Linked DNA regions of Homo sapiens: regions 1, 2, 4, 5 and 6 are each linked to region 3. The links are chromatin loops, found by intact Hi-C in ENCODE. Cell type or tissue: Calu3. All regions are shown on one strand.

Region 1 (5,000 bases), 190 kb before region 3:
GAGACTCTGTCTCAAAAAAAGAAAAAAAAGAAAAAAAGAGAAAAGTTCATTTCCTAGCCTACTTGTCAGGTGGGTATGGCCATGTGATAAAGGGTAGTGATGCTGACAGCTCCTGGGAACCTTCCTTCAAATGTGCCCCCTGTACTCCTTTTTTGTCACTTCCTCCATCCTGCTTCCTGGAGCAGAAATCCTGCCTTGCATAATGAGAATTAGGCTCTACCCAAGGAATGTCATCAGGGTGGTGAGCTAGAAGGAGGCTCCTGGGTCCAAATAACTTTATGGGGCAGGGCTACCATATCTATCCGGACTGCAAAATTCCAGACTTCAGAAAACTCAAAAGCCACTGGATGTTTTTAAGAGATGGCATGTCGCTTTGTCACCCAGGCTGGAGAGCAGTGACTATTCACAGGCACAATCTTAGTGCTTTGCAGCCTCCACCTCCCAAGAGATCTCACCTAATCCTCTGGAGTAGCTGGAACCACAGGTGCAGGCCACCATGCCCAGCTAAGCCACTGATATTTTGACTTGGCCAATCACAACCTAATGTATACATTCAGTATCTATCTGCAGATCCTACCTAACCAGTCTCAAAGTTGAGTGAGACTGGCCATTCACCCCACATCCAGAGGCAGTTCCTGATTGCTTTAGTGCCCTTCAGGGTGATTTCAATGTACGGGGTAGGGCCGTAGTAGTCGGTTCAGTAATGAGCGCCTAAGCCAGTCAGCTTATAGCCTTCCCCTAGCCCCAGTGGCTGGTTCCCTAAGATACAAATCATGGTAGGTTTGGAAGAGGCGCCCTCTCTTAGGGAAGGATGTAGCCCAGCTATAAACACGGAAGCATGTAGCTTTAGAGAAATCAGGCTGAGGATGTGGCTGGCTGGTGGAGGAAGGTAGAAATAAAAGAATTGTGGGTGTTTTCCTTTAGATTCGATCAACCCTAAAACCTGCCTAACTTGTGGTCTTTTCAGAGAATGAGCCAACAATCATCCAGTTATATTGTTTAAGCCAATTTCAATTGAGTTTTCTGTTCATTGTAACCAAGGTCGTATAACTGATATACCTTCCAGTGTCTTCAGGATTACATCAATGTTTAATAATGTAGATTGACATTTTTAGGTAGTATTTTTAAATTTTTTTGACCAGTTTGAACACAACTGTAGTGGATTCCTATTTTATTCAGTATGTGATCACCTTTTGCTATCTTTTTTTTGTGTGTGCGTGTGTGAGTGGGGTCTCACTCTGTCATCCAGGCTGGAGTGCGGTGGTATAATCACGGCTCACTGCAGCCTCAACCTCCTAGACTCAAGGGCCCATCTCAGCCACCCAAGTAGCTGGGACTACAGGCATGTGCCACCATGTCTGGCTAATTTTTTAAATAATTTTTTGTAGAGATGGGGGTCTCACTGTGTCGTCCAGGCTGGTCTTGAACTTCTGGGCTCAAGTGATCCTCCCGCCTTGGCCTCCCAAAGTGCTGGGATTGCAGGTGTGAGCCACCACACCCAGTCTTATTTATTTTCATGTTCAAATTGTCCCAATTTAACACAACTTTTTCACACAGTTTGTCCCATTGCTTTATTCTCTGATTTTATTTTTTAAATCTTGAAGGATGGTTTTGTAAAGGCTGCGATGGCTGTGTTAAAATTCAAATGTGAAGCTTACCCTTTCTGAAAAATCACTCCTTGGTTTTCTTATGCTGTCTCATTTCTCTACTGTCTCATTTCTCTACCTTTTTCTTTGCCCATTTTTCAAATTGTTTCTGTACTGACTCCCTTCACAAATCTGTTTTCTTCTCCATCTCCTGAAAGGTGGTAGTTTTTTGGTTTTGTTTTTTACATCTTATTTTTTAAATTCATTTTTTAAAAATCTTGTATGTTCTTCCAATGAAAAAATTATTTCTTTAATTGACAAATTAAAATTGTATATATTTATGGTGTACAGTATGATGTTTTGAAATATGTATACATTGTGGAATGGCTAAATTGGGCTAATTAATACATGCATTACCTCATACACATCATTCTCTTGTGGTAAGAACGCTGAAAATCTACTTTCTTAGCAATATTCAATTATGCAATTCAGTTTTGTTAATTATAGTCATTGTGCTCTACAGTAGATTCCCCAAACTTTTTTACCTTGCAGTTGAAAGTTTGTGTCCTCTGACCAACATCTCCCCATTTCCCTTCCCAGCTCTGGCAATCATCAGTCTACACTCTTGCTTTTCGGTATTCCAAATTTTTAGAATCCACATATGAATGTGATCATGTGGTATTTCTTTTTGTGCCTGGCGTATTTCACTTAATATAATGTCCTCCAGGTAAATCCATGCCGTTGCAAATGACGAAGCTTAGTTCTTGACCCACAGATTTAATGTGAAGTCTTTCTCAGAGGTGTCACTCACTCATAACTTCAAATAATCACCTTTGCAATTGTCTCCAATCCTTACTGTGTTTCAGGCCTCCATTTCCAACTCCACTAGGAGGCACTGTAGTGATCTAAAGGCAGTACACCTCAAACTGAAATCTTTCATCCAAAACTATTAATAGCTGTCTCTAAGTTTTTCTATTCTTACCTAAGCATGTTATTCTCTCAATCTTTCAATTTTAAAACTTTGAGGTCATTCTTATCTTCTACTTTTCCTTTTCTACCACATTTAGCCCATAAGCAAAGTGTAGTTTCTTCTATAAAGTTTTCAAGGACCACTACTAGGACATAGCCCTTCACAATCTCACATCTGAATAACTGTGTTTATTTTTTAACTTGTCATTTTATCTACCCTTACAACTCATTTTATATGTGAATTATGAAAAACCGCCCTGCTAAGAACCTTTAAAGACTTCTTAAATCTCTTATCCTAGCACTTAAGGCCCCCAAATTGGTTCTTTACTTAGATCTCCAAACCCATCTCCCCCTACTTGTTTACATCAACTGGACAAAGTGGTGTACCAATTTCTTCCCAAATGCTATATTTGCCCACCTTCTTTGCTCCCTCTTTGTGAAATGCCCTCTGTCCTCTTACATGTTTAATCTTATCTGTTTTTCAATTATTATTATATTTTGAGACAGGGTCTCATGTCTCACTCTGTCACCCAGGCTGGAGTGCAGTTACATGATCTCAGCTGACTGTAACCTCTGCTTCCCAGGCTCAAGCCATCTTTCCACCTCAGCCTCTTGAGTAGCTGGGACAACAGGACTGTGCCATGCTAATTTTCATGCCTGGCTAATTTTTGTGTTTTTTGTAGAAATGGAATTTCACCATGTTGCCCAGGCTGGTCTCAAACTCCTGAACTCAAGTGATCCACCCATCCCAGCCTCCCAAAGTGCTGGAATTACAGATGTGAGCCACCACACCCAGCCTAATTTTATCTCTTTTTCAAAGCTCAGCCCGAGTCAGTTTCTTTGTTTTTCCTTTGGCTTTTTGTTTTCTTTTCTGAGATAGAGTCTCACTGCCATGCCCAGGCTGGAGTGCAATGGTGCGATCTGGCTCACTGCAACCTCTGCTTCCCGGTTCAAGCGATTCTCCTGCCTCAGCCTCCCAAATAGCTGGGATTACAGGTGCATGCCACCACGTCCAGTCAATTTTTGTATTTTTAGTAGAGGCAGGGTTTCACCACATTGGCAAGGCTGATCTCGAACTCCTGACCTTGTGATCTGCCCGCCTCAGCCTCCCAAAGTGCTGGGATTATAGGCATGAGCCACCGCACCCAGCCTCAAAGAAATAGTTCCTAAGGTGGTAAGATGGGGGTCCGCTCTCCACTTTTTCCCTTTCTCTTCCTAGAGTCAACCTAATCAAAGACACCCAGCTGTCTCGCACACCTTCCAGCAAATGCAGGAAATACCTACAGGATGTTTAATCTTACCTGTTAAAACCATCTGATTATTTTATAGACACCACAATCTGAGGGCAGACCACCAAGAAGGCCTCTTTTTTATCCTTCTACCTTGAGCTTCCAGTGTTGGAAACCCCAACCCCATCTGGAAAAACCAGACCAGGTCCAAAGACTGACAGTCAGCACCAGGAGTAGTGGGTCCCTGGAGTCAAGAGAAAGAGAGATTAAAGAGAGAGAGAGAGGAGGGAGGGGGAGAGAGAGAGAGAGAGGGAGATTACAGGGGAGGAGGCTTCTCTGCGAAGGGGATGGGAGAAGGAGAGACTGAGACCTGGCCTCAGTGAGAGAATCTGGGGGAGTAGAAACTACTAGAAGAAACAGGAGTTTCCTGTATCTCCAGTGCTAGAAGTAAAAGGCTGTTTTGTACATTCTTTCAGACTGTGTGAACTTGCCCTAATTGGTAAGGTCAGGCAGTAAGACTACTTGGGGACAAGTACAGAACTATTCCCTCCTTTTTGGAATATGAATACAATGTATCAGTCAGGGTGCTGGCTAGAAATAGATGACACACTTAATGGGTTTCACTGAAGAGTTTAATAGAGGGACTCTTTTCAGAGGGGTGGACAGGATTGAGAGACCCATCAAAGGCTAGTAAAGTACCCAGGGATTAATGACAGCTAAAATCTATTACCACTGCAGGCCTGAAGAGACAAGGGAAAGGCACGGTGTCACCAGAGACTGGGCAGCTACAGCTGTGGAAAAGAGACAACCTGGCAGTACCTGTGGCCATAGAGGGTGGTAGGAAACCAATTCCTCTTTCCCTCTTCCCATTACCAGGAGCAGTGCTTCTCTTTGGCCATTCCCAATAAGAAGCCACAGAATAAGGGAGGACAGGGCATGCAGACCTTGGAAATCATCCTTGTAAGATACAGAGGAGGGCAGAGGAAAGGCAGATTATGGATCTGTGGTGAGAGGATAAACCCAGCATATGTAGTGCACTACAGTTATCACAGTGATTGTTCTCTACTCTGAATCCCATAGCACGTATTGCTAAAACCCTCATTTCAATTTTCAACGACCATCTCCTGAGTGCTTCCCAAAAGTACTAGATGCTTGGGCATGATACACAAATTAACCACACACGGCCCCTTTAGGAGCTCAAATCTGGTGGGCAACC
Region 2 (5,000 bases), 1.0 Mb after region 3:
CAGTTGCAGTACTGTAGCTCTCAGGTGGACATGAGAGATCCCAGTGTGGCGCTGGGAATATGGAGATGCAGGGGCTGTGAGCAGCCAGGACAGGATGGAGTCTGGTGAGGGCTGCGCTCTCAAAATATTATTGTGCTGCAACTGCTTGGGTAGGGGAGGGGGATTGGGACCCAGCACAAAATCCCCCCGCAGAACAATGCCGTTATGTGGCCTCCAAGCAGCTCCCATACTAGTCTCAGGGCCCACAGGGGCCTAAGGGCTTTCCCATAGCCAGGATTGCAGAGTTCACTGTGGGAATGTGGACCACTTTGGATCTCTCACTTATCTTTCGCCTGCCATTGGGAATTTCTCTTGGCTTCAGGATGCTTCGCTCCCCTCTCCTTACAAGCCTCAGAAGTGCTCTGTCACTCTCTTGCTCAATTCTGGGGTTCTCTCTTGAAGTTCTGTTCGAGGTATGGTTATCTTCTTGCTGTTTTGGTCCTTCTTGGTGGAGGGTCTGGTGCCTGGTACCTCTAGCCCGCCATGTTCCCATCACTTATCCTCCCCAGCTTTTAAAACAGTTTGGAGGGTTTAGTGGTAATCCTTTTGTTTTTGCTGTCTGGCCTGGAATCCATTAGCTTGGGTGGTCCTGAATCTATATTGTTAAAAATCTATATGTATCCTTTTCCTTGCATCAATAACAGATTTTAGAAGTTTTTTTCTTTATTTCGTTTTTTTCATTTTTAGTTAGAAAAGGATATGGTGCTAGCAGCAGGATAGAAAGAGATAAAAGGCATTCACACAGCTTTTTAGGAATAAATGCCTGGAAACTCTCCAGATTTATCAATTGCATGGTTCCATTTTTATGAGAGTATTTTTAAAATTCTTTTATCATATAGGAAAGTATTTGATGTTATATGTTTTCCAAGGCACTTTTAGACACCTGATCTCATAAGATCTTTATAAGGAGCTTATTATTATGCAGAGTGTGTATTATTTTCTCTTACTTTCTTCCTTCTCTTTGCCCACCCACCCACCACAGTCTCCTGCCCTGAAATTTAATGATGATAACACTGAAATAAAGCATAGCCAGAGAAATCCCTAAACTGGCACAGCAGGCCAGTGGGGGAGCTCAGATTGGATCTCTGGCTTCCTAACTCTTAGTCCAGTGGTCTTTTTCTTTGGAACTGTAAATAAATTCTTCCACCAATGTCCATGTCATTATTCTTTGCTCTCTATTTGCCATGATCTATAGTTTTGGTGGCTCAAAATACATTATCTTCCTGGGACTGGCTCTACCAAGAGCCAAGGACATTTGTGTTGGAGCTAGCAAGGGCCACAGTTAAATGGGTGAATGAACAGGCTGGATGGAAGGACTGTGGTGGAGGATGGAGATGCCAACCTTTCTCAGAACATGAGAAAGGTCTTCCTGTGTCCAGAGTTCTGTCCATTGCACTCACACACTCTTTCCTGGCTCTCCTCTTTTCTTCTCTGGCTACTTCTGTTTTGTTTGCCGCCATCCTTCTCCACCAGGCACCTAGTGTGAGTTCCCCAAGGCTAGTCTTAGTCCCCATTTCTTTCCCTATACTCTCTTCATATGTGGATTCAACCAGGCCTTTTCTTTTCAAATGTCATCTACATGCCAATGGCTCCCAAATCAATTTCCACTCCAGACCTCTCTGTGCTCTGTCCCTTCAATGTAATTATGGACTTAATATTTCTACTAGGATGTCTCAAATTCTCAGAATGTTTCAGATAGAACTTAGGATCTTCCCTCCTCCCCCAAATTGGTTTTCCTCCAGAATTTCCTTTCTACCACACCCCATTGCACAAGTCAGTAATCCTTGGAGCTCCTCTCTCCCTCACACTCTATAGTCTGTATATAATCATGTGCTCCCATCGGGTGACTTTGACAACTTCCCACTCCATTAGCCCACCCCCTAGTCTAAGCTACCACCATCTCTCACCTGGACTGCAACAGCTTCCCACCTGTTCTACCCAAATCCACTCTCGTCCCTCTCCTACTCATTCTTTACACCAAAGTCTATGTTGTGCATCACTGTTCAACCCCCTGACTCCCTGTGCTGAGGCCGCACTGGTCTTTTAGTTCCCTGTAGCAAGACATGTTCCCATGCCTCCTCTCCACCCCCTCCCTACCCCACAACCACCATCGTCACAGGGCCTTTACTCATGGTCTACTGTATGCCCAGAGACTCCCCACCTCCAATCCACACACATACACAGCCATCTAGTTACCTCCTACTCATCCTTCAGACCTACATCACTTTCCCAGACCCAGGTCATGTTCCTTCATTAGAAACTTGTCTCCAGTCATGTTCTGGACATGTGTATCTCAGATTTGTAATTACACTCCTTCACTCACTTAACAGCTCTTTACTAAGCACCTACTTTGTGCCAGGTACTGTCCTAGGCAACTGAATAATTAGTCAAGCAATTGAAAAATAAATGCTTGAGTATTTTCTGTTACTCTCAAGTACTAGGAAACTGAAAAAATACAATATAATTACCACAGGTAATTACATTCTATGAATAATTAATTACAAGTTCATTTCTTTATTTATCTTTTTAATATCATTCCCACTCTAGGCCCTATGTTCAATGAGAGCTGGAACTGTGTATATTCTGGTCGACAAGTATCATCAGCTCTCAGTGTAGTGCTAATGCCTAGCAGGTACTAAAACATTTGGGAAATTAATGAATATTTACATTTGTAAATTAACAAGTGAATGAATAAATATAATTTGAATATTATAACCTGGCTTACATTGAACTTGTGATATTTTAATGTTTAATAAATATTGTGATATACAATTCGAAAACAATTTCATGTGTAGGCGGCAAGACAACCTTTCCCCAACTTGCCCATTAACCTGTAAAAGATGTGAATAGTTACTCCCTTCTCCCCTCACTTTTGAGAAGTGGTTTCCGAAGAGCTAGCTGAACTTTGCTGCCATCTTTTGACCAAAGTTAATACTGCAGAGATAAAAGCTACATTCCGTAGAAATTCTCATTACAGCCTCTGAGTATCAATGAGTTCTAGCTTTGTGTAAAAATGCAAGAACGTGTTGCCACTTAAGAGGAAATACATGGCCACACTCGGTGCCTACTTCTATTATATGTTTCTTTCTTTATTTGCATAGCTATCTTCTATCCACTCTTTCTTCTGTATCCCAGCACCATGGTAAAGCTTAATAAATATTTTTTTATGTGAATATTCTAAGCGAACAGTAAGTGAACAACAATTTAATATCAGGACGTGCAGTGTACAGACACCAAATAGACATTAGTTATTATTATTAACATTATCATTATTAAGACCCTTCCCCTGCAAAGTAGATGACTTCAGGAAGACTCTAAGTTCCTACTTGCTTGTGGACACCTACCCCAAACTTTGTCTCTCTCTCTCCTCTCTTCTTTCCTCTCACCCTCCCCTTCCCTGGAAGGCCCATGAAAATTACTTTTCATTGCTATCTTAATCCCTTAAAATATATAAATACAGGCCGGGAATGGTGGCTAATGCCTGTAATCCCAGCACTTTGGAAGGCCAAAGCGGGCAGATCACTTGAGGCCAGGAGTTCAGGACCAGCTTGGCTAACATGGCAAAAGCACGCTAATAGTTGTCTACAAAAAAATACAAAAATTAGCCAGACGTGGTGGCGCATCTCTGTAATCCCAGCTACTTGAGAGGATGAGGTGGAAGGATTACCTGAGCCCAGGAGGTGGAGATGGAGGTTGCAGTGAGCCGAGATCACACTGCTGCACTCCAGCCTGGGCAACAAAGTAAGACTCTGTCTCAAAAAAGAAAAAAAAAAAAAAAAAAATATATATATATATATATATACACACACATATATATATATGTATATATATACACATACATATATATGTATATATATACACATATATGTGTATATATATACATATATATGTATATATGTATATATATACATATATATGTATATATATGTATATATATACATATATGTGTGTATATATATATATACACACACATATACACACATACATACATATCTTTATATTTTGGTTCTCCATTAAAATTATAAGGCCCTAGTTGCAAAAAAATTGTATTTCAATCTTAGGATCTCCCACAGTACTCAATAAATGCTTATGGACTGCATTGAAGGTCATTTTCTGAAATGAAAGATTTAAAGAGATTTTATTTTGCTCTAACATATTTTGTGTTAAGGCTATACTGGGAAAATTATGACAGGTTCTCAGAAAGCTAGCATCGTTTTAAACTAAATATTTCAAATGATATTCATTTGGAAAATTTACAAAATTGAAAATATGACCTCTTTGAAATAGCTGTAATGCCAGGGAGTCTTTGTATATTGTAAGCTAGATAATAGAATATAACAACCAAGAATCGTGGCAATGTTAACTTCTTTAAACAAAGGAAGCCAGAGAGATGAAAAATTTGGATTGTCCCATGAGAAGTCTGATAGGTATTTGAGCAATACATAGACCTGTTTAAAAGAACAGATATACCTTGGAGTCCTTGAGGGGCGTCTGTAGCAGAATCTGGTTTCAGGAAAGTGAAATTGTTGGATAACTCATGAAAACAAAAACCATGAAACAAAGAGGTTCATCATCTGTTTGAAGAAACAGAGGTTCATCATCAGTTTGAAATTAGCCCTTTCAGCATAATGGGGAAATGCTGCAGCTGAAAGAGAAACCCTTTCATTCCACACACATGCCTGGTATATATTAGGTTGTCAGCAAATACCTATTGAATTGAAGAGGACTTTGATTAGCCACGTTCTTACCTTTCTTTACAATTCACTACAGTTCAGCTCCTGGTGATTTAATAATTCTAAATGCCCAAATTTAAACATCCAGTTTTAAACAATTGGTTCTGGATGGGCATGTCAAGGAAAATGATGTTTTGTAGTTTGCTCTGCCATGTATGACTGAGAAAACTAAACAAAGCAGTTGAACAGCTATGTGGATGATGTTATATTTAGAAGCTATATTGCATG
Region 3 (5,000 bases):
ACGGAGTCTCGCTGTTACCCAGGCTGGAATGTAATGGCATGATCTTGGCTCACTGCAACCTCTGCCTCCTGGGTTCAAGTGATTCTCCTGCCTCAACCTCCTGAGTAGCTGGGATTACAGGCACCCGCCACAACATCCAGCTAATTTTTGTATTTTTAGTAGAGACGGGATTTCACCATGTTGGTCAGGCTGGTCTCAAACTCCTGACCTCGTGATCCACCTGCCTCAGCCTCCCAAAGTGCTGGGATTACAGGAGTGAGCCACCGTGCCCAGCCTAAGTGAAAAATTATAATCATACTAAAAAATATTTTTGAATGACAAGGGAGAGAGCTTATCTTTAAGGAACTGCTCAATTACTGCTTTATTCAGCATAAAGAATGAGATTATTTTTTATAACTCAAAACAGATATTAACCCTGAGTTGCCAAAAGCTTTTTCAGTAACAATTTTTTAAGAAAAAACAGAGGAATTAGTCAATATCATGATCATATTAAGAAAAGTAAATCTAAAGAGAAGCTAATTATTGGAAGGAATACTGAGAAATGTTACCTTTGGGTTATATTCTGCATTTTTTGCATGCAAAGCTATTTTCTTCAGATCCAACTTACAGGCCAGGTTTACAGTGGAAACTATATTCCTGAAGAAATAAGTCAGTTTAGAAACTTATATCAGATATAAAGAGTAAAAAAAAAAAAAGACAACTTATTTTCTCATTTCTTAGGTTATACCTTAGCAATTTCCTAGGGGGAGAATTATTCCAAATGTGAAATACATGACATGATTCCTAGTTAAGTGTAAAATCCCAAAGTGAAGTGCTAAAGAGCCTTTCCTAAAATTTCATGACTAGCTGCTAAAATTAAGTTTTAGATCTTTTTTCAAAACAATGCCTCAAAATAGAAATTACAATTCTGAATCAATTTGCAAATCAAACTCAATTTTACATCTTTATATCCTTGGTGTTTATCCAACCCTACCCACAATTTTCAGCAACTACAGTGCTGTAGTATAAACAATACAATCCTTCAAGAATGCATCTATTAATCTTTAAGTCCCCTCCGCCCACCTTAGAGGTCAAGAATTAGTGCTTTGCCTTACAGATAATCAAACTGTCTAAAGCCACAATCCATTTAGAACTGATAAAACAAAGAATTATGAAATCTGAAATTCTCTTCCCTACTATTATCCTGAAATTAGTTGTCATCGCATTCAGGAATATAAAATGTGTACCCAATGTGCTCAATTAAAACAAAAATAAAAACTTACTGTAGTTGAGGTACAATTCCACAACATTCTGAAATAGGGGTCATTGGTGTCATGGGAGTTATGGATGCCAGAGACAAGGAGTCGGAGTTTGGTTTCTCAGGAGAGGGCTGGACTGAGTCAGTATCACCAGGGTGCAGCTGTGAATGGGAATTTGACAAACTGCTGCTGTTTAAGCCCAGCCCAACGTCCTGTTCGCTGGGTGATGGCAACCTACTTTGTGGACTTTGGCTTTCAGAATTTTCTTCAGTTTCGTGTTTGCTAATGACAGGCTGGTCTTTATTTTCCTGGGTAACTTCATCTGGTAGGAAGCTAAGATCCACAGATGAGAAATCACCAGATGTTTCTTTGACTTCAGGGTTCGAATTAAATGCAGTATCCGGATTGGATGCATTCAGTATGTACATATCATAAGGTACAACTGGGCTGAACAGGGGAGACCTGGGTGGGGCAAGGCCATCCTAGGCAGTTCCCAAAACAGACAGACAAAAACACAACAGACAGAACAGCATGTTACACAAAAGGGATGTCACTATGGCAGGCAGGCAGGCAATGTATTCAGTGTAAGAGGCAGTTCAAGATTGCTTGTATTCATGCACTGCTTTTTTCTAGAAAATGCCATTAAGATTCTACTACAGGCCAGATGTGGTAGCTCACGCCTGTAATCCCAGCACTTTGGAAGGCTGAGGCAGGCGGATGGCTGGAGGCTAGGAGTTTTGAGACTAGCCTGGCCAATGTGGTGAAACCACGTCTCTACTAAAAATGCAAAAATTAGCAGAGCATGGTAGTGCCTGCCTGTAATCCCAGCTACTGGGGAGGCTGAGGCATGAGAATCTCTTGAACCTGGGAGGCAGAGGTTGCAGTGAGTCGAGATCATGCTACTGCACTCCAGCCTGGGTATCAGAGCGAGACTCCATCTAAAAAATGATTCTATTACAGTTACAGCACACTTAATGGAAACAGAAAAGAATATTTTAAAATGCAGAAAAAGCATTCTTCATAAACTATCTTAGCTACTTTGGTTAGATCTCTAGTAAGTTGCCACTCTCTAAGTCCAATTTTGCAATAGAGGCAATTGAGCAACCATGCTCTAAATTGTTGTATACTTTGAAGAGAACAGATATACTGTATTATTTAAGTTAATTATAAACTTTAGTTGACTTTACTTTGAAATAATTTTGAGTTTTAAATGTAAATAGAATAAATGAAGGAAGTTTAAGATATAGTTGAATGCTAATCAAGACTCACTAAAGACCCATGGTTATTCCTTCTAGGCAAAGGCGTAATAAGAATTCTTGTAATGTTCTAGTTAGAAGAATTTACACTAGGAAAAAAGTTATTGAAACTTAAATGGTAAGAATAGTGTAAATCAATTTATTTTCAGTCCAGGGAAGGCTGCTCAACTACCATTATCCAGCAACGGAGAGAATGATGTGTGCACCTGAGGAAAGCAACTAATGTAAAATTCATGGACTTTATTATGGGAAAAAATCGATTAGCTTGATAAATGCATTACCACCTGCTTCACTCAAGTTACGGGCCTGGACTCCAGATTTTGAGCACTGCTTGCAGGAGAAACTCAAAAAGATCTTATTTCTTTTCTGACCACTGAAGGGTCAGGAATGCACCGTGTTGCATCTTCTCAGTGACAATGCTACCTCCGCTAATGTACGTCTGACTGGAGCCTATTGGAGTGTTCTGTTACTACAAGTCCAGCAGGTGGCAGGGGTGACTAATTGTTTAAAGAAAGCACTTAGAATTAAAAACAAAATCAAGCTATTCTCTTGAAATAAGATTTTTGACCTCTATTTCATTATGAATACATGATACGCTCCCATCTTTCCCCACCCTCAACCCACAGAGTGGCCTAAGAAAAGTGAGATGGGGACAATGGGCCCCAATTCCACTGCAGGGTTTCCTTGGTCTCACCTGTCCCAGATGTAAAGGGTCTCCTCCCGCAATTTACGCTAAAGCACCAAAGCTGCAACAGTCAGTGTCTCCCTTCCCCTTCCCCTTCCCCATCATGGCATTTTATCAGGGAACAAAGCTACACGTACACAAGAATGTAAGGCAATGGCGAGGATTTGAAGGAGGATGTTTTATGGTAATGGAAACTTGACCGGCTCCCTGCAGGGTCTGCCTGTAGTGACTCTCCTCAGAACATGTCTGTGTAGCACGTTCACTGCATCCTTGGCTTCAGAATCTTTAGTCATTTTTGTTAAACTGTATCCACTTACCTTTCTCAGAACCTTTCCTGTCTGGGCTCTTCTTTGCTGTGTTAAATGCTAGGGAAAGTCACCATTTCTACCTCAGTGCTGATCATTGTCTTTATAAAAAAATTCTCCCACCAAAAAAAAAAAAAAAAAAGTAAGTTGCTCTCTTGCCTTTTTTTTTTTTTGAGACGGAGTCTCACTCTGTCGCCCAGGCTGGAGTGCAGTGGCACCATCTCGGCTCACTGCAACCTCTTCCTCCTGGATGCAAGCAATTCTCCTGCCTCAGCCTCCCGAGTAGCTGGGACTACAGGCTCCTGCCACCACGCCCAGCTAATTTTTGTATTTTTTAGCAGAGGCGAAGTTTCGCCATGTTGGCCAGGCTGGTCTTGAACTCCTGACCTCAAATGAGCCACGTGCCTCGGCCTCCCAAAGTGCTGGGATTACAGGCGTGAGCCACCTCACCCTGCCCAATGCTAAGGATTTTTAAGTCTTAAGAGTAATTAACTTTAAAAAAAAAAAAAAAAGCCACAGGTGTTTCTAGTTGACATTTGGCAAACCCTGCAACCACCAGCTCCACCAGAGACTTGACTTCTAGAGGGAGGCCTAGTACTGGCATCCATGCTGCAGGGGACAGGGGCTCTCTGTTTCCCCTGTCAAAGCAGAAACCCGTGGGAACCTGAAGTCACTACAGCTAGCACAATGCACTCTCTGTGCATGTCCTTTAGAACCAGGCGGGGGGCCAGGAGTGGTGGCTCACGCCTGAAATCCCAGCACTTCGGGAGGCCAAGGTGGGTGGGATGACTTGAGGTCAAGAGTTCAACACCAGCCTGGGGAGAAAAGCAAACCCCCCCCCGTCTCTACTAAAAAATACAAAAATTAGCCGGGCATGGTGGCTCACGCCTGTAATCCCAGCACTTTGGGAGGCCAAGGCGGGTGGATCACGAGGTCAGGAGATCGAGACCATCCTGGCTAACACGGTGAAACACTGTCTCTACTAAAAATACAAAAAAATTAGCCGGGCGTAGTGGCGGGCTCCTGTAGTCCCAGCTACTCGGGAGGCTGAGGTAGGAGAATGGCGTGAACCTGGGAGGCAGAGCTTGCAGTGAGCCGAGATCGCGCCACTGCACTCCAGCCTGGGTGACAGAGCGAGACTCTGTCTCAAAAAAAAAAAAAAAAAAAAATTAGCCAGGTGTGGTGCGTGTGCCTGAAATCCCAGCTACACGGGAGGCTGAGGCACGAGAATCGCTTGAACCCAGGAGGCGGAGGTTGCAGTGAGCTGAGATCGCGCCACTGCACTCCAGCCTGGGCGAGACTCCATCTCAGAGAAAAATCAATCAATCAATCAATCAATCAATCAAAAACCAGAACAACCTGGGAAGGGCCATGTAATCTGGTAACTGAGTGAACGGTTCTGGATTCGTGCTAGATGAAGTTCGAGCTCTGTTTGGCAACCTTGGTCAAATTATTTCACTTTTCGAAGCTTCTAACCTTCAACTTAATGACTTGGGAAACCAAGCCCGCCTCTTAT
Region 4 (5,000 bases), 260 kb after region 3:
AGTTTTTGGAAGGACATGAAAGGAAAAGGACCTTCTCTTTCTGGTTCTGGTGTTTTCTATCTGCTTATTGCTCCTATGGTATGGCTGCCAAGAGCATGTGTGTGTGTGTGTGTGTGTGTATACATATATATATACACCACCATATATGTATATACCACTGCGCCCGGCCCAGGGTATTCTTTAGTGCTATTTTTACCCCATGTGTAGGTCATCTCCTGTTGTAATGAATAACTCTTTATATTAAACTTTTTCTGTTCAAGTTTTGTGGGGTTTGTCTCCAGATTGGACCTTGACTGATCCACCTTTCAATCAAATATCCTCCCCTAGATTCTTATCCCCACACTGCCTCATGCTTCCTCACCACTGACCCAACATCTTGTTCTCTTTTCACCTGGGTCATCCACTCCTCCTTTTGATAACCCTTTCCCTTGGAAAACTGATACCCCTCCCCTATTCTTTAAAATAAAATTCTGCTCCCCTGAGCCTCACGCTATCTAGAAACATTGCTCTCCTCTTTGCTGTCACCCATTCACCCCCTGGTCACTTCTCCCCCATGGGTTAGAAACTGGCATCCGCCTTCCAGCTTCCTCTCCAGTGCAAATTCCACAGCCGTCACAGGTGATTTGAACTTACTGTGGATCTCACCCAGCGATCTAGGCTCACAATTCTTAGACCTTGACTCATGTATAGTTTCTCACAACTGATGAAGCAAATTACCACTAGTAGCTTAAACTAGTGGCTTAAAGCAACAAAAATTTATTCTTTTACAGTTCTGGAAGCCAAAGTCCAAAGTAAGTCTTAAGGGCTAAAGTCAAGATGTCGTCAGGATTGGTTCCTCTGGCAGCTCCAGCAGGGAGTCTCTTCCCTGACATTCTCTAGCTTCTGGAGGCCCCCTGCATTCCTGGGTTTGTCAGCCCTTCCTCACAACACTCCAACCTCTTGCTTTGACATCACATTCCTCTTGACCTTTGTATTCGTCTGGATTCTCCAGAGAAACAGAAGCAATAGGAAAGACATCTATGTATAAAGGGATTTAATATAAGGAATAGGCTCACATGCTTATGAAGGCTGAGAAGCCGCATGGTCTGTGTTTGGCAAGCTGGAGACCCAGGACAGCCGACAGTATAGTTTCAGTCTGAGTACAAAGGCCTGAGAACCAGGAGAGCTGATGGTATAATTTTCAGCCAGAGTATTAGCCTGAAAGCAGGAGAAAGTCGATGTCCCAGCTTGAAGACAGGCAGAGTGAATTCTCCATTACTGAGACTTTTGATCTATTCAGGCCTTCAATGGATTGGGTGAGGCCAGCTCGCATTGGGGAGGGCAATCTGCTTTACTCAGTCTACAGATTCTTATGTTAATCTCATCTAGAAACAGCCTCACAGACACACCCAGAATAATGTTTAACCAAATGGGTTAACTGGGTACTCCATAGCCCAGTCAGGTTGACTCATAAACATGATCTTGACCTATTGCATTAAACATAAAAGGCTTCTTACCTCCCTCTTAAGAGGACCCTTGCGATTACATTTAGGGCCTATCGGGTAATCCAGGCTAATTGTCCCTTCTCAAAGTCCTTAATCACATTTCCCCTTGCCTTGTAACATAACACATTCACAGGTTCTGGGGATTAGGATGTGGCTATCTCTTGGGGAGCCATTATTCAGACTATTGCAACTCGAAAGACCTTCTTCTCTTTCATGCTTAAGACCACAGCTTGAACCTTGCTATTGTTCTCCAGTATTCTACCCTCTGATACACTCTGTCACCATTCCAGATTTCTTAGCTGCTAAATTCCATTGTTTCTGTCATTTGCCCTCATGGAGGTGTTAGCCCCTTGACAGCTCTAAAAAATTTTTTAAATAATATATATTTCTTTCTCTGTGATTCATTATATACATGTCTTTTGTCAATATATTAAATTCTTTTACCCTCTTGTCCCTCACACATGCTTTGCAAAGGGCTCCAAATCTGTATATTAATATATCAAAGTGGAAGCTCACATGTATAGAGACGAAATCGCAAAGTGGGGTGTGATTCTGAAACATGCAGTACTCTGAAAATGGAAGATGGGGAAATGGTGTTGCTACTCCTAATTCCTGCATCTATGATCACATAAATGAGAGTTAGAAATTAGGAGAGAAGGGAATTTTTCAGAGATTGCTGTTGCTGTTATTGTACTGTGAGTCCCACCTCCGTCAAGGGTCAGGGATGGGGGAACCCTTCATCTAAAGAGGGAGGGCCTTCCACGAGACCAACTTGGCAGTTTGTTATGCATCCTCTGCATCTGGAAAACAGAGTAGACGGGTCTGACTCCATCCCAGAAAATACAAAGGTCAAGAAATGGCTACTTTGTTTGATGGCAAAATAAGGGAGTGGTGGCTATGCTGGATGGCCTGCATTTCCCAAATTTTTCAGAACAAAGGGTATGTAGATGTCTGCCATGGACCAGACATGAGTCATGTTAGGGAGAAAGCCAGTGGCATTGTCTTGGCATCTATCCAGTTGGGCCATCTGGAGGAGGAAGAGACCTCATCAGACAAAAGGCAAAGAAACCATTAGATACCTACGAATTGAGGAAGAAGTAAGCGACTAGTTGGAATAGCATGTTCTTGCTCTCAAGGGAATTGCAGGTGAGAGATCATTAAGAATGGAAATGAAGGACTCGAAGTTGGCGGAGTCACACCAGGGAGCTTAGGTCCCAGAGTCACTGCCTGGAGGAAAGCTGTGCAGGGCAGGGCCCACAGCACACTTTGCATGGGTGAGAAATGATCTTCTATTGTGTTTAGCCACTGGGGCTTATTAGTTAACACATCATATTATAGCCTTGTTGCATGTTCCTACAAACAGCATACCCATTCTACCTTAGAGGGTTGTGAGAAAAATGGGATGGCCTGTGGAGGGCCTGGTGTGTGTTGGGCCCTCAGCAAGTGTTCGTCTCCCTCCCTCCCTGTGAGCACATGCCAAGGGCCAGCCTGTGTTCTGAGGCGTGTCTGTAGCAGGGAGCTGGCTCTTGTTACCAGAAAGCCAGTTTAGGTCCTTTGAGCACCATCTCCTGATTGTTGGTTTGTCTTTCTTATTCTTTCTAATTTGGGTTCCAATTTTGGGATTATGTACAGATGTCAATAGAAAGTAGCACCTTGGTTGATATTGAGCCCTATCTGAATTAAGCCAGTTCCTTCTCGGCTTCACTTCTAGGGTGGTTTTTGTTTGTTTGCTTTCTTGCTTGCTTTTTGGCTAGGAAGAAAGGCACTTGCCTAAAAATATGGGGATGCTACTGTATATCTATGGAGGATTTGTGATTTTTGTTCATTCAACAAGTTTTTATTGTACATCTTCCAGGAACCAAGCAGAAGTTCTGGGGCTAGAACCACAGCAAATAACAATAGAGACATAGTGGTGCTTCCATAAAGCTCGGGGCAGCCGTGGGGATGACAAAGACAGAAAACCAAGCAGGAGGGGCACTGAGCCTAGGCTAGGGAGGGCTCCTAGAAGGACACAATGTCTAAGCCAAGGCCTGAAGCAGTACAGGCAAAGAAGGGAATGCAGGCTGCTGGGGAGCAGAGGGGGAGCAGGGGATAGAGCAGGAGGTACAGGAGAGGACAATGGAATAACGTTACGTGTGTTTCCATCTTTGTCCAAATAGTTCTGCCTTCCTATTGTTGAACAGGTATGTGGTAATGATAATATGAAAATTCTATACATAGAATTCACTGTCAAAGCATTTCTGAATGAGAACTAGCACACTGATCATGGCACTCATTTATGGGTTACGATATGGTTTGGTTGTGTCCCCACCCAATCTCAACTTGAATTGTATCTCCCAGAATTCCCACGTGTTGTAGGAGGGATCCAGGGGGAGGTAATTAAATCATGGGGGCCGGTCTTTCCTGTGCTATTCTCATGATAGTGAACAAGTCTCATGAAATCTGATGGGTTTATCAGGGGTTTCCACTTTTGCTTCTTGCTCATTTTCTCTTTCTGCCGCCATGTAAGGAGTGCCTTTCACCTCCTGCCATGATTCTGAGGCCTCCCCAGCTATGTGGAACTGTAAGTCCAATTATACCTTTTTTTGTTCCCAGTTTCAGGTATGTCTTTATCAGCAGCATGAACCCGAACTAATACAGGCTATGAATTAGAAATCAAGATTTGGCTTAAGCATCACCTCTGCTTTGAAACTTTCCTGCCCATGTGTGGTCTGGCTATCTAAATGTCACATCAAACCTCCTTCTCCCTTACTGCCTCTCTACTAGAGGGGCTGAAAACCAAATATTCACTTTTCCAACTTCCCTTGCAGCTAAAAGTGGCCATGTAAACTAGATCTGGGCTGTGACCCCTAAATAAATGTCTGCAGGGGAGGCTTCTGGAAAAGCAAAAGTTCTCTTGATTTTTTTTTTTTTAAAAGAAGAACACACGAGCTGATCCAGCCCTTTTGCCTTTTCTCCTTTTCTTGCCTTGAACATAGACACGATGGTTGGTGATGCAGCAGCCATCTTGTGACCAAGAAGAAAGGCCAAAAGAATTGCAGGAGAATTGGCCCTAAAATCAATGAAACTCTCACCCACCCCTTTAACCTCTTGTCTCCAGACTTCTGGGTATGTAAAAACACAACACAACAAAACAAACAAACAGAACAACAACAACAACAAAAACAAAATAAAAACCTAAGACCAAATACCATTGATTTTGTTTAAATTGCTCTAGTGAACTGTAGGCAAAATAAGTCCTGCTACATCAAACTGGGCAGAATCTGGTAGTCCTTCCTCTGAGTTCCCATCTCACATGTTGCTTAGGTCTACGTTCAATTACCATTGAGTATTTGTTATTTTTGCCTGTCTGACTTTCCTGATACTGTGAGTTCCCTGGAGTCAGGGATGACTATGTTATCCACTTTGGTGACCCCAAATCTACTACTATGCCTGGCAATGTTAGCTGCTTACTAATGCTTTGTGAAACTTATTAGTAATGCTTAGTGAACAAGTTAATGGCTGACTGAATGTGGT
Region 5 (5,000 bases), 1.1 Mb after region 3:
TGATGGATCCTTCTTGTGGCATACTTACATGGCAGAAGATGGAAGGTCAAAAAGGGAGCACACTTCTCCTGCAAGACCTTTTCATGGTGGTATTAATCCATTCATGAGAGTAAGCCCTCATAAGCTAAACACCTTCCAAAAGGCCCCACCACCGAACACTGTTGCATTGGGGATTAAGTTTCCACCACATGAATTTTGGGTGACACATTGACACCACAGCATTGATGAAGTCATGAGGGCTTCTCCCTCATGAATGGATTAGTGCCTTTCCAAAAACCTGGAGGAAACTGACTTAGGCCCTTTTTGCCCTTCCACCATGTGAGGACTCAGCAGCAAGCCTCTCACCATACATCAAATACTGGCACCGAATCTTGGACTTCCCAGCCTCCAAAACTGTGAGACATAAATTTCTATCCATTATAAATTACCCAGTCTGTGATATTTTGTTATAGCAGTACAAATGGACTAAAACATCCAAATAATTCTGTCAGCCCATTTGCTTCCATTTCATGGTGAAATTAGAAATGTTCTCAGCCAATTGTTTTTGTATCAATGAACTATCCTGTGAATCTTTAGCCCAGCATATGCTAAGACATGCTTAAGACTTGTACTAGCCCTTATATTTAGGTATATTTACCAGCCAACAAGATGAGGTCATGTTTTCTGTCCCCTCCTACAGGTAACAATGTTCTTCTCATTTATCACCAATTTCAAAAACATGGTTAATCTTAAACTATTTCAAAATAAAAAGTTATTATGAAAAAACAGATGATGGTTGCTGTCTTCATCCATTAGGGCTGTTATAACAAAATACCTTATGCTGAATAATTTATAAGCAATAGAAATTTATTGCTCACAATCTGTGGTCTGGAAAGTACAAGATCAAGGGGCTAACAGATTTAGTGTCTGGTAAGGACCCAAACTCTGTTTCCAAGATGGCACCTTGTTGCCATCTTGTTCACATGGTAGAAGGGCTGAAAGGGGTAAACTCACTCTCTTAAGTCCTTTTATAAGGGTTCTAATCCTATCTATGATGGTGGAGTCCCCAGGACCTAATCACCTCCCAAAGGCCACACCTATTACTATTATCACCTTGGGGGTTAAGTTCTAACATATGGATTTTGGAGGGACACCAACATTCAATCCATAGCAGTTATCATGGTCAGATTACTTCTTAATTATTATCATAAACAGAGTAATTAATATAGTCCTAAGATAACATAATAAAAGTGTATTATGTTGCATGTAAAAGTAAATGGTTCCTGCCGGTTCTCTTTCTTAGGTGTGGGAAAGGAGGCATTATCAAGGCAATATCAAGTTCAATCACTAAATCCCATTCTTTCCCAGGTTGCTGAACTTTTTTTACACAATTGTGGAACTCAGTCCAAGGTAAATTAATAGGTGCCATCTAACATTTTCTTGGCCAAACTGAGCTAATGTGAAAAACATTAGTATTTATTAATACCCACACATTCACTGTTTCTTTAATTAAAAGTTCTACTTCCTGTTGTTTCCTGAGAGCTTGCACTATTTTGAATTTATCACACCTCTCAGCCTTGATAAATACAAAGATTTGATAAATCTAGAGATTCTCTTTTAACATGGCCAATTCAAAGAGAGAAAAGAGCATATTTTTGTATCCTAGTCACCTAGATAATAGTCATGCCAAGAAGTTTTCCTTTCATTCATGATATCCACTCTAATTACACGTTTAGATATTGGAGTGATCACCAGTTACCAACAGCTCTCTTGTTAGCAGTGTTTTTATTGATCTTTTGCCTCTTTTCCACTGCATCCACGAATTCCCTGAAATACGCCTTTCAAGTATTTGGGAATTTCTTTGCAATAACACTCTGTATTCAGAAATCCCATTTATACAACTTTAGCTCCCTCTATTGGCTCAGTTATTTTCACCAGAGCAATAAACAATAGCCAAGGCATGGCCAGTTTCACACTCATTTGTGGGGAAAAAAAATTCTCTATTTTAAATTAGTGGACCAGACCCAAGGCCATGGTTCTTCTTGTTACATATCTGAAGCCCTTAGCTATCTCACACCACAGGCACTCAGCTGATCAACCCAACACTGCAACACCGTCTTGGTCCCTTCATCTATGATAGGTCTGGAATAAAGTCGTTAAATCTCCACCTTCTCCCTGCCATCCCTAATCTGCAAGGTGACTGTATGGACAAATGTCAACAGCAAATTTGGGTTGATGGAGAGACCAATGACTCAGACTTCAAGTGATTAAGCTAAACAATATTGCAGTCAGGATAAGTAATAGAGTTAGCTAGGGCAAGCAGAGACACAAGTTTTCAAATTCTCCAATCCTCACAAAGGAGAGTGGGCTAAAAATACCCTTGTAACTGAGCATCGCAGAAAGACTGTCCTCCTTCAATTTTATGAGATTAGAGAGTTCTACATATTAATTAGTCTGGCTATATGCCAGTGCTATATATTCATCTGGGACTGATGCATCTGATAATCTTGGGGTCATGCAATAAACAACATGATTACAGAGCACAGCATGGTATGACATACTCAGGCGTTCACTCAGTTCTTGGTCTCTCAAGGCAAACACTGTCTCATTTCACTCCTAAACTAGGGAACTGCAACAAGAGTCAGTTACTCAGGCATCTCTGAATCATATTAATAGGCCCTTAGGGTAGCCATGGGATCACATGGCTGGCTCACATTTGCTTTTCTTTCCTCTTCTCACTTGTCCTATTGTTCAGAGTACAGTGTTAGATAGGATTTCATACTATGTGTGATACTTAATTGTGGCCCAAAGGTCACCCCAGCTATGGTCCCACTCTTTGTATCCCCAGGGCTGCAAATGAGGACATGCCTGTGTGGGCCATGGCACTACGACTCCAGAGAAGAGAAGCTGTTAAAAGGGCTACATGGGCAGAGAAAGAAGATATGCCTGAGTCCACATCAAGGTTTTTCACTGGGCAGAGTAGTGATATGACCTTGGGCAAATAATTTAACCTATGTCTTAGTTTCATCTAGAAAATAGAGATGGTAGATTGCAGGTTTGTTGTCTTTAAGCAAATGAATGTATCTGGAACACTAGAACATAGAAAACACTTAGTGAATGGCAGCTACATCATCATCATCATCATGATCATCATCGTCATCATCCCCAAGTTTAGCTGGGAGAGTTTGCTTGGCTGCTTCATAGAAGAATTGCAATCTGGCTTGCCCCAACATGTATAGGTGAAAGGATAGAATATTAAACTCTAAAAAGATTTACCCAAATTAGTTTCATTTCCCTCCTCACATTTTCAAAAATCTTCTTTAGCATGGCATTACATGGATTGTAGAGCACTGGAACATGAGAGTTCTCATCCCATCTCTTCCAGTAGCCATTTGTAGGGCCTTGGGCTTCCCAGAGCCTGTGTTTTCTTGGCTAGAAATGGAAATTTATGCACACTTTGCAAGATTGTTCAAAGACATGATGGGGTAAGGCATGTGATGTTCTTCATATTGTGTCTGGTATATTGCAGGAGGGCCATGAATGCTGGTATCCCTTCTACTCCCTGGGGTCTGAGCTCCACCACTTTATTTGGAAAAGAAGGGTTTAAGGGGAGTTGGGCTCATTTTTCCTCCAAGATTTTTCACTTCTAATGTCCTGTGACTCTTGCAACCTTCTCATGTGGTATATAATGTCATTTCCCAAAATACAGAGAAGAAACTGGGAGATAAACAGCTCTAGAAGGTTTCAAAGCCACTGGCTCTTATCTCCATAGTGCTAAATTCTCTTTCCTGGTTGTTCAGGGTGCCTTATACTGCAATCTGAGAACTCTTCTTCCTGATTTCCTTTGATAAACTCTATAGCTCTCTTGGACCCCTTGAAATGTGAATATTTATATTTATTGGCTCATCATCTTTGTTTAACACATTCTTTAAAAAGTTGTTCTGGCCGGGCTCGGTGGCTCATGCCCGTAATCCCAGCACTTTGGGAGGCCGAGGCAGGCAGATCATGAGTCAAGAGATTGAGACCATCCTGGCCAACATGGTGAAAGCCCGTCTCTACTAAAACACACACACACACACACACACACACACACACACACACAAATTAGCTGGGCGTGGTGGTGGGCGCCTGTAGTCCCAGCTACTCGAGAGGCTGAGGCAGGGGAATCACTTCAGCTAGGGAGGGGAGGTTGCAGTGAGCTGAGATTGAGCCACTGCTCTCCAGCCTGGTGACAGAGCGAGACTCCATCTCAAAAAAAAAAAAAAAAGTTGTTCTGTATTTTGTATCCTAATTATGAAGGCCATGACCTGATTTGCTTCCCAAACACAACCCTCAAGCAATATTTCTCATCTTGGTATATATCATTTTCTTCCATTCTGTTAGTCAATTAAAAATCAAGGTGTCATTCTCAAGTCCTCTCTTTCCCTCACTACCTATACCAAGCCATGAACAAATCCCACTGATACTACCTTTAAAACATATCTAAATGTGTCAACCATCTTCATTCCCATCAATGTCATGCTGGGCCGAGCCGCCATCATTTCTCCTGGAGGATTACTATAGCAGCCTCCTCTGTTCTCCACAAAGGATTTGTTCTCCACATAGTAACCAGAGTTTTTAAAGAATGTGAATCAAATAGTGTAATTCCCCTGCTTGATATCTTCAAAGATTATTCTCTTTGGTTTTCCAAGGCCGTGTATGATCTGGCCATCATCTGTCCTTTCCAAACTCATCTTATGCCATTCTCCCATCTACCAAGCTTCAGCAGCTCTGACCATCTTTCTGTTCCTTGAACACCTCTCATTTCTGTCTTAAACTTCTTGCTCTAGCTGTTTCTTCTGCCTAAAATGTTCCTACTCCTGATCTTCGTCTTGGCTAGCTACCTTGGCATTCATATCTAAGGGTAAATATCATCTTCATAGGGAGGACATCCTAGATGGCTCAATCTAAAGTATCTACTCAACCACTGTCTTCCACATAACTCTATTTTAATTCTCTCCAGGGCATATATCACTAAGATT
Region 6 (5,000 bases), 980 kb after region 3:
GAAGGAATGCAAAATTCAAATTCTCACAGCTTCTTACTGAAAAATATCATGATCCACTTGGATGAAGCCAACACTGTTGGAAATGCCACTCCCACGCTGCCCTTGGCTCTGCCTGTCTGCAAGGACTGATGATTTTCAACTGGAAGGACCAGCCACAGCCAGTCCCCAAGCTGATCAGAACAAAGCTGAGAAGTTTATCCAGGGTTCCTTACCTATCATGCATGAGACATAGAATTAAGCTGTCTGAGAAGTTTATCCAGGATTCCTTACCCATCATGCATGAGATATAGAATTAAGCTGTCTGAAGCTTGGTTGCTGCTTAAGGAACTGCTGGTCTCTTGAGTAACTCTCTTAGTGTGTAATCCATATAGCAGAGAGATTTTGCCCTGCCTCATCAACTCCTCTTTCCTCCTTGGCCTGGAGCTGCCCCCTAGTTCAACACCATGACAGTCTGCTTAACTCTTTCTCCCTGTAGAGCTACATACGTTTTTACCCCCATTTCCTCCTATCCTAGCTTTAAGCTGTTCTGCTTCAATCCACACAATGGATGTGGATTACATTCCTTCTTGGAAGGTGCAGCTACTACCCAGGTGCTAAGGGGTACTTCCTTCATTCAGAGATACCATCAGTTAGACTTGAATACTTACTACTTGAATCTACCTGAAAAATAATAGTGCCATACTGGAGTGAACCCACACTTCCCATATTCCCAACCCATTACTTTTGGGGGACTGGTCATCTTCCTCAGAAGCAATGCTATAGCTGGATCTTCTGTCTGGTCCTGATCCCTACCAATTCCAGCCTGTTTTCATTTCCTTAACAGTGCACTACTGAGGGCCTTGGGTTACTTGCAGCTGATCCACAATTGACATACAAATAACTTCCAGTAGGGATAGAGCTTGAAAATATGCTCCCAGCAATCTTACCTAGGATTGTATTGTGCAGTTAGACACCAGGCTGGGTTATTATGCTATGCTGTGAGGCCAATGATTCTTATATATATTTCCCACTCCAGAACCTTTTAAAGTCAGAGATCACTTTACATGAAATGCACACCTGGTCCAAAAAAATGCCATTGAAATGCACCTTGGAAAATAATAGCTTAACGTGAACAATTCAAGTAAAAGCTGTCTTTCTTTTCCTCTTGTGAAAGCCATAAGAATTAAGTTTCATGTCTCCAGTTTCTGCCAGTATAATACTGAATTTAAGTTCTTGGGGATATTAGTTTAAGTAATGTACTAACTACTTCTGAAGGCTGAATTTCTAATGTATCTCAGAAACTGGATATGGGAAAAATAGAGTTTTATCTAGACGTGCATTTATTTCCAAAACTGGTGAGGCACAGCAGTTGAGTTCTCACTGGAGTGACCCATGCGAGACCTAAATATCCATTTCTGTCTGTTACATATTTTTATGTGCCTTAGGTTTTACAAAAATCCCTTGCTCCATATTTACCCAACTATAGAATATAATTAGAGTTTGACACTCACCTCCCCTTTGAGAAAAGGAACTGAGAAAATTCAGTTCTATGAAAGTTGAAATATTTTGTAGATATTTGTTTAATAAATATTGTTAGAGAAATTTTTCTAAATGGAATAGACGGTTTTTAATCCTAACTGGAATTCAGTACTTTTCAGCTACAAATCTGACATGATGTGATTGTGATTGGATTAGTTTCCTATTGCTGCTGTAACATTACCACCAGTTTCATGGCCTAAGACCACACACATGTATTATCTTACAGTTCCAGTGGTCAAAAGCCCAAAATGGGTCTCACTGGGCTGTTGTCAAGGCATCAATAGGGCTGTGTTCCTTCTGGAGGCTCTAGGAGATAACCTGTTTTCTTGCCTTTTACATCTTCTAGAAGCTTTCTGCATTCCTTGGCTTGTGGCGCCTTCCTCTGTCTTCCCAGCCAGCAATGGCCAGTCGAGTCTCTCTCATATCATATCACTGACAATGATTGACCTGTCATCCTCTTTCACTTATAAACACCATTGTGATTACATCGTGCCCACCCCCAGACAATCCAGGATAATCTCCCCATGTCAAGATCACAGCCGAGCATGGTGGCTCACACCTATAATCCCAGCACTTTGGGAGACCGAGGCGGGTGGATCACCTGAGGTCAGGAGTTAGAGACTAGCCTGGAGCCTGGCCAACATGGTGAAACCCCGTCTCTACTAAAAATACAAAAAGTTAGCCAGGTGTGGTGGCAGGCACCTGTAATCCCAGCTACTCAGGAGGCTGAGGCAGGAGAATCGCTTGAACCCGGGAGGCAGTGGTTACCGTGAGCTGAGATCACGCCATTGCACTGCAGCCTGGGTGACAAGAGTGAGACTCCGTCTCAAAAAAAAAAAAAAAAATCACATCTGCAAAGTCTTTTGCCATGTGCAGTAACCTGTGCACAAGTGCCAGGGAGCAGGACATAGACGTTTTGGGGAGGAGGGCACTATTCTGCCTACTGCAATGGTACTGAAGCAAAAGCAATTTTAAAGATTCTTAATATTTTCATCAGTTCGATAAATCAGAAGTGAACTCTTGAGGAGTCTTAAACATTTGGAGGAGGCTCTGTTGGAGAGCTGGCCCTTGCATGCCTCCACCACTATGTTGCTTAGCCATGACTTATCCCATTTCTTGAGGAAAGAGTAATGTGTTTTGGATCTGAGACACAGATGACTACATTCCCCTTGTCACCTTCACTTTGCCAATTCTCCATTTATTTCATTCTATAGAGACCTGACATATTGCCCTTAGAAACTGGCTACTCCCTAGAATACTGCCAATTTGGGGTTAGATGAGAACGATTATAAGATGGCTACTCAAAATAGTGCAGCTTGATTGAAGGTGTATTACAACATCCTCAGCAAATAATAAAAAATAGTGGATTAAAAAAAAAATTGCATTGGGGTTTTGTTTAAAAGGAGGTTACCCCTCCCTACATTGCTGTAGCATGGTGATTCTCTTTATTTTGGTCACTGTTATATTTCGTTCTGTTTGCAACACTATACTTCTATCAGCTGATGTGATGCAGCCAGCAGCTGCCCCCTTGTGTTAGAAATGTCCTATAGCTTAACCATGGAGAATCAGGACTTAATTCATTTACCCTGGCTCCTCCATTTCTTTCCCTGCCAACACAGCTGCAGCATAGCTCCTCCATCTAGAAACCTGGCAGCTATCCCAGCTGGAAGCTACCTGCCAACACTTTTCTGAAGACCAGCCAGAGGAGGAAGAACAGGAGGGCAGAGGGCTGAGGAGGGAGGCAAGAGAAGATGCAAATCTAATTGCACTGGCCTCCAGCCCTCTTCAGATCTCTGTGCTTCCAGAGGGGGTGACATACCATCAGCCATGACTGATCTTGCTTGTAAAAGTCCTATTTAGATGTAAGCACACTTCCCTGAGGTTTCAGATTCCAGAATTACCCTAATATTCCTCTTTACTTTGCAGTTATGCAGAACCAGGAACACCCCACTGACTGGAATAATGACCTCCCAGGCAGAAGAGTGGTGGATTGATGTTCTGATGTCTCTTTACCCTTATACTAGTCATTAAATTATGTACCTTCTTCTCACCTCCATAATGAGCCACAACGCTGTCCAACTTTTCTAGGAGAGGACCTCTTGTTAATGTCAAATTTTATACCATTCCCACATGATAGTAGTTGTACTTTTAGTATCTGTTGATTTTTAAAATATGTGATAAAAAGCACCTGAGTTCAATAAGATTTGGATTAAGTTTTATTTTAATCACACGGTATTGAATTACATTTGAAAATCAGCAAGGACGGGGACGCTGCAGTACCCTGTAAATACCAGTGAGATGAATAAAGAAAGTGCTTGGGGTGCATATGGATTCATGGACCTTTTTACAATAACTCAACACCCTAGAGAAGGAGTGGTTCACAGGCTGGGGCACCACTGGAGAGAAACAGGGGCCAAACTTGCTCAGTTTTGTGTGTGCATGGGCCGGGTCCAGGAGCAGCTCTGTGAGCTCCTTCCAAGTCTGTGCCCTTGGGAAAAGATCAGTGTTTAGATCAGGCCCACCCACAGGAAACCACACTGTTAAAATCCCTTCTTTCGTGGTTCTGAAATCTTCAAAATAAACAAAGCTACCCTGTAGGCTGGGACTTCAGTTGTATCCTTTTGGTTCATGTTACAAACTTTACAAGGAAAAGTGGCCTCATGGCAGCTGGAGCAAAGGAGGGAAATTAAGTAGACAAGACACTTCCTAGGACAGGCGGCTCTAGTCCAGGGGCCTCCCAAGGGGAGCGTGATTTCAAGTTTGCTGCTCTCCCACAAACGAGATGGTAGCTAAAGAAAAGGTAAATGAAGAGAGCTGGCTAGAAACAGAGGTGATAATTCAAGTACTTAGAAACCAGTAGGGCCTGGGTGTCAGTGCATTGGAATGATCCATGAGCCAGAGCTCCTAAAAAGGCCCTGAAGCACAGTCTTCTCCCCACTACCCTAAGGAGCAGGTATTAACCCTTTGGTTGCTGGATCAAGGGAAGGTGAGGGGTTCCAAGGTGGCTGGGGTGGTTGTACAGGGAGTGGATGCAGAGGCAACTTAGCAGCCAGTAAGGAAGCATTTCAATATTTAACAACTGGATATGCTACACCCCTGCATATTGGCAGCTGAAATCTGTAATCAAGAACTCGATGTGTCTCATAGAGGGTTTTGGAGCCATGGGGAGAAAATATTGACAAAATCCAGTTCCTTTGTTTCTCTCACTATTGCTCTAACTGGTTAAAACCTAGGCTCCCTTCTCCTGAGAAAATGACACCTTTAGATAAAAGCATCTCTTCCCGAGGTGGAAAAAGAGACTGCTATGACTGAGTGCCTACCGTGTGCCTACCCCGAGCTTGGAGTTTTATAAACATGTCTTCATTTTCCCCTGCGAGCACCACCTGGGTGGGTATTTATTACTCCCATCATACAGACGAGCAGCCTGGTGCCCAGGGTCACACGTCTGGTAAAAGGTGGATCCAAGCTCCACCCAAATCTCC

The links. A loop is a pair of places that touch in the nucleus more often than their neighbours do. Peaks named below come from ENCODE experiments on the same cell type or tissue, not always from the same donor. Only the 100,000 strongest peaks of a DNase experiment are listed, where the experiment ranks them.
Region 1: it touches region 3 in a loop (2.5-fold over the local background); 28 of 110 quality-filtered maps call a loop at or near these places.
Region 2: a loop joins it to region 3, with 7 times the contacts of the local background. A loop is called at or near these places in 75 of 110 quality-filtered maps.
Region 4: a loop joins it to region 3, with 7 times the contacts of the local background. A loop is called at or near these places in 9 of 110 quality-filtered maps.
Region 5: it touches region 3 in a loop (12-fold over the local background); 75 of 110 quality-filtered maps call a loop at or near these places.
Region 6: it touches region 3 in a loop (9-fold over the local background); 6 of 110 quality-filtered maps call a loop at or near these places.

The regions. Positions count from the first base shown.
Region 1 is chr14:55,243,396-55,248,395 of GRCh38, forward strand. No RefSeq gene overlaps it. Among named protein-coding and RNA genes, the nearest start is that of FBXO34, 26 kb to the right of the region's middle. In Calu3, a CTCF peak has its summit at 2,434 (motif pointing right); a DNase peak (open chromatin) is centred at 2,466.
Region 2 is chr14:56,471,666-56,476,665 of GRCh38, forward strand. No RefSeq gene overlaps it. Among named protein-coding and RNA genes, the nearest start is that of TMEM260, 110 kb to the right of the region's middle. In Calu3, no CTCF peak of the experiment used is centred here; a DNase peak (open chromatin) is centred at 2,936.
Region 3 is chr14:55,435,299-55,440,298 of GRCh38, forward strand. It overlaps TBPL2 (TATA-box binding protein like 2), which reads right to left. Exons shown (of 7, transcript NM_199047.3): 2 at 1,263-1,720; 3 at 549-636. It also overlaps a transcript of FBXO34 not described here. Among named protein-coding and RNA genes, the nearest start is that of TBPL2, 2.8 kb to the right of the region's middle. In Calu3, a CTCF peak has its summit at 2,958 (motif pointing right); a DNase peak (open chromatin) is centred at 2,973.
Region 4 is chr14:55,696,882-55,701,881 of GRCh38, forward strand. No RefSeq gene overlaps it. Among named protein-coding and RNA genes, the nearest start is that of LINC00520, 97 kb to the right of the region's middle. RefSeq lists an enhancer at 2,792-3,392. In Calu3, no CTCF peak of the experiment used is centred here; DNase peaks (open chromatin) are centred at 2,480 and 4,960.
Region 5 is chr14:56,485,375-56,490,374 of GRCh38, forward strand. No RefSeq gene overlaps it. Among named protein-coding and RNA genes, the nearest start is that of TMEM260, 92 kb to the right of the region's middle. In Calu3, a CTCF peak has its summit at 1,921 (motif pointing left); no DNase peak of the experiment used is centred here.
Region 6 is chr14:56,419,744-56,424,743 of GRCh38, forward strand. All of the region lies in intron 6 of LINC02284 (long intergenic non-protein coding RNA 2284), which reads left to right. Among named protein-coding and RNA genes, the nearest start is that of LINC02284, 110 kb to the left of the region's middle. In Calu3, a CTCF peak has its summit at 3,046 (motif pointing left); a DNase peak (open chromatin) is centred at 3,088.